2 separate regions of the Mus musculus genome follow, and region 1 is linked to region 2. Evidence: chromatin contacts called from ENCODE Hi-C or POLR2A ChIA-PET data. All regions are on one chromosome and are shown on one strand. The core of a region is the stretch at or near the end of the contact, and the rest is flanking DNA. Distances in the headings are between cores, read along the strand shown. Region 1 overlaps Gm41874 (a long non-coding RNA gene). Region 2 holds the start of Fam160b1 (family with sequence similarity 160, member B1).

Region 1 (3,459 bases), core at 744-3,243, 51 kb after region 2:
TTAAAGGCGTGCGCCACCACGCCCTGCAGGAGAGGGTTTCTTACCAGAGCAGAAATAACTCAGTAACAAAGCCCACCCCAGCATGGGTGACAGTTCAGGAAAGCTGGGAACCTGGAGCACACTGAACAGCCTGTAGGCAGATCAGCAGGTTGGAGAGAGTCCTTTCCTGGTGACTTACACCTGTACCGAGCTGCTTGGCTTGTCTGAGAATGTTTCTTAGCTGTCTTGACTGTTTACTCTTGGGGGAGAGGAGGCTGGTGAATCGTGTCAGTTTCAGGGACTTCCTGAGACTATGTTGAATTGTTTAACTTGCTATGTTAGGGAGCTTCCCTGAAGGATAAAATGTTTCAATATGGGGGCGGTGTGTGGACCCTGCTACACAACACCAGAAAACATGAGGCGTCTCTTACCTAGTTGCATGGAACTTGGAAAACACTGTCTAGTAAGAAGCCAAAGGGTTGGCCTTTTCTAGGCCTTCATTGGTCCAGGCCTGTATTACACCAAACTCTGACGCTTCTTCAAACATCGAACATCCCACAGTAGACTCACATCAGACTCTCCCAGGCACAACTAGGATCTGTATGTCTTGCACACCAGCGATTGTATTTCAGTTGATTGCTGTGAGTATCCCCAATGTGTGAAGAGCCCAAGAACGTTTAGGGGCTTCCATGAAAGGCTCTGAGACCCACAGCTCATCCAGGACCCAGTCACTCCATCTGCCTGGAAGAGGCCTCAGCAGGATTCCCACCTGCTCCTCACACCATGCCAGGAATTATATGGACCTCCCGTTCTAATAGAGACCAAAGGAAACATTTCAATACAAACAACACAAACCTCTGAAGCTGCCCCAGCCTCTGGGCGCTGAACCTCACTTATCTGTGAAAGGGCAGTTGGGGAACTTCAAACCATCACTATGCCATTGATGTCCGGAGGAGGGTGCAAACAGCCCCAAAGCTCCTCTCAGCTCCCCTGCTTCCCTCTGCGGGCCTGAAAGTGGTCTCTCCCCAGGGATCAGAATAATTTCCTTCGGCTGAGTCTCATTGTATGCCTTTGATTTAGAGACACTTTTAGACACGTGAGATGCTAGGGCAGGTTTTCCTGGAGAGCTTTCTGAAGGCCAGCTTCTGCCCCGGGGGAGGGCTGTAGACTGGAGCAGCATTTGGAACACAATCCCAGCTGTTTTCCACTCTGCCAGTGGCCAGGTGTCTCACCTCCTCACTGTCTACCCCTTGTTGCTCGTTGCAGATAAAGAAAGGAAATTCTAGCCGGGCATGGTGGCACACGCCAGCACTCGGGAGGCAGAGGCAGGCGGATTTCTGAGTTCGAGGCCAGCCTGGTCTACAAAGTGAGTTCCAGGACAGCCAGGACTACACAGAGAAACCCTGTCTCAAAAAAAAAAAAAAAAGGAAATTCTGGGCCACCGTGAGATTTACTAGACGTGATCCAGCTGGCCCCTTTGTAGCTTCTTTCTTAGCCTTCATCCAAATTTTCCAAGCCCGGGCTTGCCACGTTGCTGCTTCCTGTAAATATTTTAGGGGAAGCCTGCCGGGCTCTGAGGAGTTTCAGAATGCTTTGCCCCAGCTGTTTAGCCACAGAGGCCGGGTTTATGGAGTCACTCATTCACTCTGACGGGTGTCTTGCAGCCTGCAGAGCCTGGCGGGAAGAAGGGAAATCTCCACATTTCATGGTTGTTTACCCAGCCCTCTTCCCCAAATACCCATTCTAGGACATCGTAAAGCTCAGTGCTCCCCCCGCCCTCCCCCGCTCCCATCTCCTTCATCTCTCCTTAGAAAAACCCAAACATGGCCTGCTCTATTTGTTTATTTACAAACCGAAGTGGCCAATCCATTTCCAAGCCGATGAAGCCCCGCTCATTAAACTGCTCTTGTTGACACTGTGTGTTTTGATCATCTGCGACCTTCGGTTTTCTGAGAGGCGGATGCTGTGTCTTCCTGTTTAAAGGGCCTGTGCGCATGGAGTCAAAAGCTAGGACTCACTGACCCAGATCAGCCCTGCCTGCGGTACTCTGTGGTTGGCAGCTTGCCTGAAGACCACAGCGAGGCTCCTGGGCTTTTTCAGAGCAGCAGCAGGCAAGCTCATCCGGAGCTGGGGAAGCAGCGGCCTCAAGCCGATGCTGCCAAGCGAAGCATGGGCGGAATCCATGCCCAGCCATTTCTCGTGCTCACAGCGCAGGGACGGGGGCGCCTAGCGGGCACAGGATGCTTTCCTGTGTGACAAAACAACTCCCCTGTTCCCCGAGGACGAGGAAACAGCTGAGAGGTAGAAGACAGACACTGTAGGTGCTGCTGTACACCACGGACGATACTGACAGACTAGAGCTCAAAAGAAAGACCATACAAGGACCACTAAGTTACTGGAGGACTGAGGTAGGCATGTGGTAGTGTTGCTGGAGGACACAGCCCCCTTTGTCAGTTCCTGGTCTTATAAAGAACTTTGGAAATGGACATGGGGTGGGGTATGGACGTGGTGGGTGTACTGGCTGGTTTTGTGTATCAACTTGACACAGGCTGGAGTTATCACAGAGAAAGGAGCTTCAGTTGGGGAAGTGCCTCCATGAGATCCAGCTGTAAGGCATTTTCTCAATTAGTGATCAAGGGGGAAAGGCCCCTTGTGGGTGGGACCATCTCTGGGCTGGTAGTCTTGGGTTTATAAGAGAGCAGGCTGAGCAAGCCAGGGGAAGCAAGCCAGTAAAGAACATCCCTCCATGGCCTCTGCATCAGCTCCTGCTTGAGTTCCAGTCCTGACTTCCTTTGGTGATGAACAGCAGTGTGGAAGTGTAAGTTAAATAAACCCATTCCTCCCCAACTTGCTTCATGGTCATGATGTTTGTGCAGGAATAGAAACCCTGACTAAGGCAGTGGGGAAGTAGAGAGGCGTCTCAGAGGTGAAGAGTACTTACTGCTTTTCCAGAGGACCTGAGTTTGGTTCTTAGCAGCCATGTGAGGTGTAAGGCTTGCAAGTGCCTGTATTTCCAGCTCCAGGGAATCTGGCATCCTTTTGTGGCCTCCTAGGGCATGTTCACTTTCACTCATGTCACACACACACACCCACACACACACACACAGACATACAGAGAGACAGAGTATTCTAAACAGATCCAGGAGGGAACGTGGAGCAGCTTACTGGGGTGTCCTGGGTGACAGGAGAGGCAAGTTGGCAGTCTTCACCACAGTCTAGAGGGTGACACCAAGACGAGGAAACAGAAGCATTAGGCTTCCTGAGAAGAAAACCAAGCAGACAGGCTCTGCAGTGAAAGCCTTAGAACTTCTGTTCGAGGGCTGCACTTTGTGGGGTCAGAAATACATGTGTCATTGTTAACGGGACAGTTGTTCTTTTTCTTTCTTATCTTGTCCTCCTGTAAGCCAAGTTTTCATCTCTGGCTTAGCCAGTCTTCCTTGGGTTATAAGGAGGACTTCCTCTTTGATGCTGCTATCTACA
Region 2 (3,300 bases), core at 371-2,870:
AACGGGAGTAGGAAATCTATCTACTGGCTATACATTAGTGCCTCCTCCAGCATTCGGAACGGGAGTAGGAAATCTACCTACTGGCTTTACATTAGTGCCTCTCCCAGCATTCGGAACGGGAGTAGGAAATCTACCTACTGGCTCAGTTACAGTTCTAGCTAACTTGTGCGTCTTAGAAATTAGGGACCAGGCAGATAAATCATTGAGTATTGATATTAACCCATAGCCAAACATATATTTTATTGTGCTTATAATAAGTATGCAAAGTTAAATATCCATCACACACAACTTGTAGCCCGCCTAAACATCACTCCCTACACAAGTTGTGGCTGCAGGACATTGTGAAAATACAAACTGCCATGTAATTAGCCAGGAAAATTATTATGGTTGATAAACTGACCAAACCTCATAAGTAGTATGAATAATAACAACAAACATTGTGTGCTCTAGGATGGAGCAGGAACAAGGACCTTGAACGTGGCAAGGAACACAGCTCAATGTCCAACAAATAACAGAGGATGTTGCCAGCGTTTTAGTTTACAGAAAGCAAGGCTATGCTTACCTGCTTTTGAGCATAGCAGAAGCAAACAACCAAAGCATGAGAAAGACTCGAGTCTCCCCTTACCTTCTCTCTTGGTTTCCTCTCCTCTTGTGTTGTTACTAATGTTATAACAAGGAGGAGAGCCTGTGATCCCCGGCTTTCTTCACTGCTACATTGGTAACCTCACGGCCCAGAATGGCAGAGCTGGATCCAAACAGGCTTCTCAACCCTGCTCAGAGTTGCGGCGCCCTCTTCTGCCCTCTGCTCAACGAATTATACTATCAATAGGTATTTTTCATCCATGTTAATGAGAAATCTACTTCACCCTAATGCAGAACTCCCCGATCCTTTTCGTGAAATGCTAATACCAGCTTGAAACAAAGTTCTTCAGATTTTCAGAAGTTGCATCAACCATCTTAAAATGGTCAGTGTTTCCTCTACGCCTTGTTTAATACACATTTGCATAGTGTTTTAGGAAGCCTCCAGCCCAGGGCTCATTAACTTGAGGCTTCACTCATCGGTGTTAGGCATCCTGAATATTATTTCCTTTTCCAGAAACACACTGAAACCTTGTAGGCCACCATCCTGCGTTATTTAACCGAACCCTCATCCCACGTGTCCATTTGGCATTTCCGGGTTTTGATAAGGATAAGCTATTTTAGTCTAGCGGGATCTTCCCACCTGCATTGGATGCGGTCGAATCCCTAGCACGTGGACCCGCTGTCCGTTTTTTGCGTTCGGGATGCTGGTATTTTCCCAGCGGCCTTCCAGTCTTGCCCTACGTATGGTACGCAAGCGCAGCGTCAACACGTCGCTGCCAAATCCTCACACTGCTCTCTGGTCACCGAGAGACGAGTGCCAGCACCGCCGGGTGCGCCACGCCAGGCCCGCCCTCCCTCCTGGCCTCAGCCTTTCAGCGCCCCGCCGACCCCGCCCGCCCTGCTCTCCCCATCGGCCCCGCCCTCAAGTCGGCCCCGCCCTCCCTGCTGGCCCCGCCCTCCCCGCCCTGGCCTCTGCGCGCCCCGCCCCGCGTCCAGCGACGCCGGCAGCGGAGACCTGGGCTTCCCCGGGCCGCATCAGCGTCCCCTGCAGGCCGCGGCGGGCACGGCAGCCGGAAGAGCCCGAGCTCCTGCCACCGTGTCCGCGTCGCCGCCGCTGAGCTCCGCGGTGCCCCGATTGCAGCCGAACGACCTCGGAGCCGCCCGCCGCGGCCCCGCGTCCTCCGATCAGAGCCGCCGCGCCTCCCGCCCGGCCTCCGCCCTCCGCTCCCCGCCCGGGCCCGCCCGCACCGGCCTTCACTCTGGAGCGGCCCGGGCAGCCGCAGCAGGGGCGGCGGCGGCGCATCGAGGAGCTCTCCAGGTCGTCCCGGGAGAAGCTGCTGCAGTCCCGGGACAGGATGTTCTCCAAGCTTACGTCCATCCTGCAGCATGCCGTGGAGGCGGTGAGTCCGATTGGGGTGCGGGGGGCTGCGAGGCGCGGGGAGGGAGGCTGCGGCGAGGCCTGGGCACCCCCGGGGCCTCTGCTCTCCAGCCGGGGACCGGGCGGCTCCCGAGGCCTCCTGGCCGTTAACCTCCGGGGCTACGTGGCCAGCGCCGCGCAAGACAAAAGAACGGCGGTGCTGGTGGGCAGGGCTTGCTTTTGCTTTGGTACGGGTGAGAGAGGAGCGGCGGGGACCCTGGGGCCCGGTCCACACCGGTACCGGCTCTGCCAGCTCGGGCCCAGCGGCCCACCTCGGCCGGACCTCGGTGATCGATCTGCGGGAGTTTGCGGGTCCGCGATCGCCCAGCTCACACCATCTGTTTCCCTTTTCTTGTCTGTAATGCGCTTCCTGGAGGCTCTTGGCGCAGCCTGCAACCGCTGTACTGTGAGCCTGGTCCTAAACAGCACCGGGGGGACAGAACTCAAACCGCCAAACGTACAGCACCCAAAAACCTAGGAAGAGAATGCTTTTCTTGTCGGTGCTAAACGCGACCCTTTGCTTTATTTTACTAGCTAATTTTGGACTGAGTATCATCCTATGTGAAGAAAGTTACTGTGTTTTTTTTTTTTTAATGGCATTTTCTTTGCATATTGAGAATGGCCTAATAGTAGCACTTTCAAATTCACATGACTTTCTAAAGAAAAGTAAAAAGATGACAAAATACCACGGTGGTTTTTAGGGTCAGCTAAGAAAATTAGAGTTGTGAGTTTCAGATATGGAGACAAAATTTTAACACAATTGCTTTTTACATACTTCGTGGAATTTGGGTTTCGCTTGGTGGCACATCAAACAAGAAAGAAATGGGGTTGCCTGAGGAGCAGTGTTGACACATGGGGTAGAGAACTGCACTCTAAGATGCCAATTCTACTTTTCTTGCTTAATATGGAGTCAGTGTGCAACAGCATTGGTAAAATAATTTTTAAAACTTTTAACAACACTTATATTGATATTTTGTATTATACTTCAGACTATAAAGAGTCATCAAACTTTTAAAGTTCAACATTGCTTGATATAATGATAACTAAAAGATAACTATGAATAAATTATATGGATGAAACCCTGGGGCCTGCCGTGTTCTAGATAAAAACACTCCCACTGGATTTTATTTTATTTATTTATTTATTTATTTATTTATTTTTGAGATAGAGAATTGCCCAGTGCCCCAAGGTGGCCTTGAACTCATTGAGCTCTGCTCAGACTGGCCTCGAACTTCTACCTTAGCCTCTGGAGTACTTAAATTCTAGGCATGTCTCTAAGCCTGGCTAGGATTTTTGGTTTA

The links. A loop is a pair of places that touch in the nucleus more often than their neighbours do. ChIA-PET counts read pairs that join two places held with the same protein, here RNA polymerase II (POLR2A).
Region 1: POLR2A ChIA-PET joins it to region 2 with 22 read pairs in Patski. The contact joins the enhancer-like site here to the promoter of Fam160b1 in region 2. A Hi-C loop is called at or near these places in 1 of 37 maps with a recorded cell type or tissue (T-helper 17 cell). POLR2A ChIA-PET finds 5 or more read pairs at or near these places in 4 of 5 experiments (Patski and embryonic stem cell).

Annotation. Positions count from the first base shown.
Region 1 is chr19:57,409,943-57,413,401 of GRCm38, forward strand. Gm41874 (a long non-coding RNA gene) reads left to right here. Exons shown (of 3, transcript XR_877961.2): 3 at 1,246-1,330. Among named protein-coding and RNA genes, the nearest start is that of Gm41874, 7.2 kb to the left of the region's middle. Within about 2 kb of position 1,994, at least 2 of the 3 ENCODE cell types and tissues checked have a DNase peak (open chromatin) inside an H3K27ac peak, as active enhancers do.
Region 2 is chr19:57,359,389-57,362,688 of GRCm38, forward strand. Fam160b1 (family with sequence similarity 160, member B1) reads left to right here and starts at 1,621. Exons shown (of 17, transcript NM_145505.4): 1 at 1,621-1,982. The coding sequence starts at 1,938. It overlaps B230217O12Rik (RIKEN cDNA B230217O12 gene), which reads right to left and starts at 1,511. Exons shown (of 3, transcript NR_040316.1): 1 at 626-1,511.